3 separate regions of the Homo sapiens genome follow, and regions 1 and 3 are each linked to region 2. Evidence: read pairs that join two places in POLR2A ChIA-PET (ENCODE). Cell type or tissue: MCF 10A. All regions are shown on one strand. Region 1 overlaps SLC22A23 (solute carrier family 22 member 23). Region 2 has its middle 44 kb from the start of SLC22A23. Region 3 overlaps SLC22A23 (solute carrier family 22 member 23).

Region 1 (2,500 bases), 79 kb after region 2:
CCGTTAATAAAATACACAGTGCAGAATTTGGAAAGACTCTTCAAGGTTTTGGTAGCTAAAAGGGCATTGCTTATTAATTATCTCTGCTGCTTTGTGGGTATCTATTCAGCTTCCCCAAATGCCATCGGGGCCCTGTACAAAACGAATAAGAACGTTCAATAATGCAAACCTCTGCTGAGAAAGATGTACCTCCCTATTTCCTTCAAGAAAAAGTAAAAGAAACAAACAAAGAAAAGTGACTCATTGTATTTTTCCCTCAGAGATAATCCTACACATCACTGAGGATGTGTTCAGGTGGTAATTTTTTCTGTTTTTCAAGTTCTACATCTCTAGCCCTTTAAAAATGATCAAATTCAGTGAGAACCAGGAAAGCCCCAGTGTCAGTAAATGAAGCAGTTTCTATTTCTCTCCCACCGGGAAGGCTGCACTGCGCAGAAGAGGAGCGGACAGTAGAGTTGTCATTTGAAGAAAAAAAGACAAAAAAAAAAATTGTTGCTTAAGGGTTCGAATGAATCGGAAATTACATTACTCATTAAAATGGGACTACGTGAAGTTTAAGAAATATGAGCAGCTTTAACGGTGTGGCTCTGGGGTGGGTTTCCTTAGAGAGGCTCAGAATGCAGGTCTGCTAGAGTTGGGGTGTATCTTCCATCCAGCAGGAAGGGTTTGCAATCTATTTTTGCCCCGGCTATTCCCCTCAATGTACCATGGTTATTATTTTAGCACTAAGGTAGAAAAAAGGAAAGATGAGGAGCAATTTGAGCAGCAATTAATATTCATTAAAGAACAGAGAAACAAAATTGAAAAGAGAAAAAATTTCCCCGGAGTACCCAAGGATGTTCATTATGTCATTCAAGGAAGCTTGCACCAATGCCAACTCTAATTGGCAGTTGTGTTGGCTACTGTTGACAGCAAACCTCCTAAAATTGGAGGATGAGCTTAGAGGCAAAAAGTAGAGAGTAATTTGAGGTTTTCAAGTCATGCAGTATATCTTGAGTTTTGATGGAATCTTTTAGGGGAAAAAAAATCTGTCAACTGTTAGATTTAAAATACTGAAAAACACATTTAGGTAGCATAGCCTCCCTAAATGTTGAGAAACTAATCGTAGCTAATGTGCTTCATCAGCCTGGCTTGTGGAGGGTGTTTCTTTTGTCCGTCTGTGACTCATCTTCCAGGGTGGACTCTGTGTGTGTGTTCTTGCCATTTCTATTGTCTGCAGTTAAGAAGTGCAGAGCACCGCACGTCCATGGTATATAAAACACTGGTTCATGAGAGGCTGCTGAAGCTCTGTTTTAGGGGGGAAAAATGCTGACCCTACATTTCTCTAAATTCCTGCGACCCAGTCAGGAACTTTGTTTTACTTAAGCTTTTGAAGTTTTAAGCAGTACTATCCTCTTTGTAGGGCTGAACAGAAATATTTTCTTTTATCTCAACTGACACTGCTCAGCTTTAAAACAGACAGTGTGCACAGCGATTGGTAAAACCCTCGTGGTTTGCTGATAGAACAATTTCAAATGGGGATCTCCACTACAAAAGATGAAACTTGGGGGAAAATTTTCATTCACTTCCCTAAAAAACACTTTTCGCTTTAGTCAGTGAGCATTAACGTGCTTAACCTTCAGGCTGTGAAGACGTGGTTTGTTCCCAGTCACTTTCAGAATAAGCTTCCTGTAGGCCTGATTTATAGGATTGTCTTAAAATACGTGTTTCCGAGAAGGCGAAAAGGTTTTTCCTTTGTTGGTTTGTTTTTTAATGATTTTGTCTTTGCCTCCCCACCATCGCTACCACTGTGGGAGTTTACATTATTTTTCCCTACATTTTTTTTCTGTCATTTGAGGGCTTATAGATTCATCGTAGAAAGTTTGGAAAAGTCAAGAAAAGTATAAAGTTGAAAATAAAACTCAGTCTTATTTCTACTCTTTAGAGATAGTCACTTTAAAATATTTTGGAATATTTTCTTTTAACTTTTCCTGCATATACAAACATCTCTTCTAGTCACCGTTTTTCCATTCTGAAGCTTTCATACAATTATATCATGAGCATTTTCCTCGATCATTCATTTTCAAAAGCGAAATTTTTAATGGCACTATGGTATCATTGACATTGAGTCAGGTTCTCAACTTTTGCTCTGATAAGTTACAAACAGTGAAAATCATTGCATAGAGACCTCTGTGGGTGTCTCTGATAATTTACTTGAGATAAAGTTCCAAGAAAGGGAATTGCTGGGATAAAGAGTAGACCCCATTTAAAGTAATGTGCTGCATATTGCCAAATTGTCTTCCAGAAAAACAGTGCCTAGTTTATGCTCCTTGTACAGATTTGTACCTCTTTGTTTCTCCTTCATCTTTAGAAATTTTTTTAAAATTTTCTTTTTGAAAAACAAAATATTGTCTTTTTTTTTCCTTTTCTTTTTTCTTTTTTTTTGAAACAATGTCTCATTCTGTCACCCAGGCTGGAGTGCAGTGGCGCAGTCTTGCTCACTGCAGCTTCTGTCTTCCAG
Region 2 (2,500 bases):
CAGAACCTCACCAGGGCACTTTGTAATCCAGTTTCTGAAAACCAGTGACAAGAAGAGTATCGTTAAAAAGAGACAGAGAGGGGGATAAAAAAAAAAATTAAACAGAGGAACAAAGTCTCAGGCAAGGGGCTGCTTATCAGAAACTAGCAAGCCAGGGGACAATGGAATGATATATTTTGTTTTTTTAAACTTCACATTCTTAATCAATAGAAAGAATAGGCCACCAGCTGCTGAAAGGAATGTTCTGTGAGTACCACATGTCAAACCTCAGACTTGAGATCCTTTTGTTTTTTACTTTCTCTCTTTCTGTTCCCTTACAAGGATGGTGAATCTTCTAGGTAAACTCAGATGAAAACCTAAGCTCTCTGAGGCCACAGAAAAGTATTGTTTTCTTCCATGGAATCCAGCAAAGATTAGTAATCTAGAGAATACGTTTTTAATTGACTAAGAATGATCTTGTTCTCCTGCCCCTGTGATTCTAAGCTTATATTGTATCGGCATTGACCACATCTCCATAACTTTGGAGGCTGGCAGAGAATACCCCACTGGATCCCCTTCCTTTTTAAAAACAGATTTCTTTTGGAGGTGATCTGGGACTCCTTCACATAAACAGGAAGCATGAACAAACCTGCTGAGTCCCTGTGGGTTTTCCCCATTGGGCTAGTTGTCATTTTTCCAGCTGATTCCCAAATGTTTCTTTTCCAATTCCATGGTGAAAAGTAGGCCGGGCACGTTGGCTCACGTCTGTAATCCCAGCACTTTGGGAGGCCAAGGTGGGCGGATCACGAGGTCAGGAGATGGAGACCATCCTGGCTAACACGGTGAAACCCCGTCTCTACTAAAAATACAAAAAATTAGCCGGGCGTGGTGGCGGGCGCCTGTAGTCCCAGCTACGCGGGAGGCCGAGGCAGGAGAATGGCGTGAACCCGGGAGGCGGAGCTTGCAGTGAGCCGAGATCGCACCTCTGCACTCCAGCCTGGGCGACAGAGTGAGACTCCGTCTCAAAAAAAGAAAAAAAAGAAAAGTAAACTAAGCATTTTGATTTCTCTAGTGACACAGAAGTCTCAATGAAGTAGAACTATTCATTAGTGTAATAAAAATCCAATGGAAATGGAGGTAAATATTTCCCTGATAAATGAAAACTGCAATTGGATTCTCTTTCCACAATTAAATTTGCTAGCTTAGTATCCTGGTTTTGCAACATGGTGATTAATACATTAAACCCATTAAACCCTAAGTAACTCTTTACATCTGTTTGCATATTTTTTTTAGAAGCGCACACAGAATTAGTCTGAACCAAAGGTGTAATTTATTTGTCTGCAGTCTGAGTCACCGAGTTCCCTCAGGGTGTCTTTCAACTTGTTTTTTTTAAATCTCTATGGAGTATTTTTTTTTTTCAAAACACATGATCTGTTTAGAAACAGGCTACCCAGCACAGAACCAAACCTGTTCTACTGTTTTCTATTTTAGAATTTGCTTACATGACTTAAAAAATTTTAAGGCTCTGTATTTTACATGTTTTCACAGCTCTGAATTGAGAAAAGTAATGCAAGCTTGTCTGACCCATGGCCCACCGGCCACATGCAGCCCAGAACAGCTTTGAATGCAGTCCAACACAAACTCGTAAACTTTCTTAAAACACTACGAGATGTTTTCGCAACTTTTTTTTTTTTTTAGTTCATCAACTATCATTAGTGTTAGTGTATTTTGTGTGTGGCCCAAGATAATTCTCCTTGTTCCAGTGTGACCCAGGGAAGCCAAAAGGTTGGACATCCTTGAAGTAATGAAAGTTGATACCATGGCTGCTTTATGGCAGAAGTCAGAAATTGCCTCCCTCCATTGATGTGCTCGTTAGTATTGGAAAGGCAAATCAAGAAGTTAGGAGAGGCTGCCTTCACACAGCCTTTCAAATATATGAAGTGTTATGGAATTACAGCGTTAGATAATATTTTACCTGAAGTTCCAAAAGAGTTTTCTTCCTATTTACTTAGCATTCAGCCTTGAGTTGAAAGAGAATCAAAGATATACGCAATTATTAAAACCCAGATATAAGACCACAGTTTTTTTGCAGAGACTTCTAGAATATTCATGCAACCCTATAGTGTGCGGCCAAGAAGACACCAGAACTCAAGCTGCAGGCTCGTTAGGAACGTACCCTCTCTGAGCCTTAGTTTCCTCATGTAGAAATGGGGATAACACCTGGCAGGCCCACTTTATGAAGCTGTGTTTGGGTCCAAACGGCTTAACATCTAGAGAAGCCCTCTGCTGTGCATAAGGGTGTCCTAACAGAGGCATTGCCATGTGGTTTTTAATTACTGATCTTAAACAGTGATCTCCATAGAGAGGCCTGCACCTGGACCCATTGCAGTGCAAGAAAGTATCAGAATGACTAGAATGTTTACTCTTGACCTCTAATTTCTTTCTATGTTTGTGTTTCTATGTTTTCTATATGTGTGGACTGTGTGATTTGTGTGTGCTTGATGGTGGACTGGCTTGCTCC
Region 3 (2,500 bases), 74 kb after region 2:
AGGTCGGGAGCCTTCCTGGCTCACCCCACCTCGGGTGCAGCCGACCTTCTTCCTCTCCCGACCAGAGGGCGGGGGCCGGGAGCCAGCCTGCACAGTCACACTCTGCTGTCATGCTGCCAGTTTGGCACGGTGTTTTTAGAAGATTAATAGTTAGTTCAAAGGAAGAAAATAAAAACACACTCTTGGGTGTAATCGTGTTGTCAGCTTTTGAGAACCATCCTACTTTTTTTTTTCTTTTGGTCAGAAAAATAGTATATTTAAGGAATGATTGCAGGAAGTGTTGGAAACGAAGCTGTTGCTGTTCCCAGGATGCTGCTGAGGAGGTCAAAGTGAAGGGCACGGCATCCTGAGAGGTGGTGGGAGGACCTGAAAGCACGGTAGAGCCCCGGGTAGACCTGGACCTGCTCCTCCTTCAGCATCTCCCAGCTATGAACACAGCTGCTCCCTGGAGGGCGTCTTCCATCCTCGTCTGGCCCACTTTCTAATCTGGTGCTGACTATGCAGACAGGATGTAAAACTAGTAAAATACCCCTTAATTTGGGTCAGTTAGGGGTGAGGCTAAAATGAATAGCTCAGACTCTAAGTAATCAAAACCCTTTTTGAAGTAGTTTTATTACTCTCAGATCCAAAATGTTACTTACCAACAGACATAAGCCCCCGAGGACCTGCTTAACTGACAGACAAAATTAATGAGTAATAATCACTTTGTGCCGGTTACTGCACCAGGCGCATTCCCGATGTTATTTTTGACTCTTGTAACAACCCTCTGGTGAAGGTTTTGCGACTCCTACGTCATAGATGTTAAAACTGAGCCCCCACACGGTGAAAAAGCTTGCCCTGATGACCGCGGGGCGAAACTAGAAATAAAACTGGGGCTTATCAGGCTCAAACTCCGAGCTCTTAGCCTGCATCCCAGCTGTGCTTGACAGCACATTCGCAAGCTGGCTCAGACCCCACTTTAGGCTCTGAATTCCATGCTACCAGGCTCTCGCTTACCATGCGATGCCCTTCCTCAGAGACAGTGGTAAGCCAGAGTCCAACCCAATGAAGACAAAGTCCAAATGGGTAAAAACCTGAAGGATTATGCTGTCCTGTAGCAGCAGTCACACCTACTACAGCTGAGAACTACTATAGTTGAGTAACTTTGGGATGTGGAGTAGGCCCAGGGCAGCCTCCAGCTTTGTGTACCTTGTTTGTAGCTGGTTGGTGTTAGCTGTTTTCATGGAAAAGGTCATCATTTAGATCCACGGTTGTACTGGCTTCTAGTTTGAGCTAAATAAAGCAAGAAAAAAAAAGAGAAAGAAAGAAAAAGGCATCATGTCATCTTCAAGATGGTTACACCAGTGTTGAAACAGGAGAAAAACTGGTTTACCATCTCAGGTACTCTGATTCATATGTTACAGAAAAAGATGAGTATTTGGCAGGAAGCCTAAGAGTAGGTCTCAATTAAAATGTTAATTTTTTTTTTTTCCTAATCCTTCCTGTTGTAAGAGTTTGGGACTAGAATGAAGGTAGTACCACCACACTGACCATTAGATTAGCAGTTGTCCTGGCTTGGCAGTAATTGACTTGTGAAATTTGTTGGGAGAGTCATGCGTCCCTGTGCATCAGGTCACCCTGTCTGAAAATGACATTTTCCACGGCAGTCTGGTATGGAGCAGCTGAGCCCAAGGAAACCTGGGCTCTGCTCAAGTCTGACTTGGCTATAAGCTTTTTTAATTCTGAATGAGTCACTTCACCTCTTATTCAGTTTCTTTGTTTTTAAAATAGGGAGTTGATCATAACTTTTTTCAACATTTCAGTACTAAAAATTCTATTTAAAAAAGATACTGTGATATTAGTATCTTAAACAGCCATCATGTATCAAATATCTGCTATTCACAGACCCCTGACAAATTATTATTTGTTTAGTCACTGTAACAATGAAATAACACCGAAGCCTGTCCTGTTTTCAGTATGCTACTTTGCTTCTATATGCACATAAAGTGTATTGAATATTTGTCCAGACAAATGCTATAACCTGTAACAAATTAATATAAACCAGAGAATTGTATTTATTTGTATGAACTAGGGCTGTTTCTTTGAGTTTACTGGGGGAAAGAACCTGAGTTTCAATCAGATACAGATTTATAATTTATGTAAGAGACACTTGATCTTGGACTAGCATCACTTCTCAGCCTCAGTTTCTTCATCTGTGAAATGGACATACTGGTAATAATGTCCATGCAATGGGCCTGTTGTGCTGTCAGGGTGCTTAGTCAAAGCAGCTGGCAGAGTCCCTAGCACAGGGTAGATACTTAATGAATCTTAGTTTCCTTTCTTCACCTAGAACAATGCTTAATTTAATGTCATAGATTTGTTCTATTAAGAGATAATTATTCGGCCGGGTGCGGTGACTCATGCCTGTAATCCCAGCGCTTTGGGAGGCCGAGGTGGGCGGATCATGAGGTCAGGAGATTGAGACCATCCTGGCTAACACGGTGAAACCCCGTCTCTACTA

What was found. Peaks named below come from ENCODE experiments on the same cell type or tissue, not always from the same donor. Only the 100,000 strongest peaks of a DNase experiment are listed, where the experiment ranks them.
Region 1: POLR2A ChIA-PET joins it to region 2 with 5 read pairs; 4 of 35 experiments call an interaction of 5 or more read pairs at or near these places.
Region 3: POLR2A ChIA-PET joins it to region 2 with 6 read pairs; 4 of 35 experiments call an interaction of 5 or more read pairs at or near these places.

The regions. Positions count from the first base shown.
Region 1 is chr6:3,421,024-3,423,523 of GRCh38, reverse strand. The region is part of intron 1 of SLC22A23 (solute carrier family 22 member 23); the gene reads left to right. Among named protein-coding and RNA genes, the nearest start is that of SLC22A23, 35 kb to the left of the region's middle. In MCF 10A, no CTCF peak of the experiment used is centred here; a DNase peak (open chromatin) is centred at 1,163.
Region 2 is chr6:3,499,654-3,502,153 of GRCh38, reverse strand. No RefSeq gene overlaps it. Among named protein-coding and RNA genes, the nearest start is that of SLC22A23, 44 kb to the right of the region's middle. In MCF 10A, no CTCF peak of the experiment used is centred here; a DNase peak (open chromatin) is centred at 1,333.
Region 3 is chr6:3,425,465-3,427,964 of GRCh38, reverse strand. All of the region lies in intron 1 of SLC22A23 (solute carrier family 22 member 23), which reads left to right. Among named protein-coding and RNA genes, the nearest start is that of SLC22A23, 30 kb to the left of the region's middle. RefSeq lists an enhancer at 1-440. In MCF 10A, no CTCF peak of the experiment used is centred here; no DNase peak of the experiment used is centred here.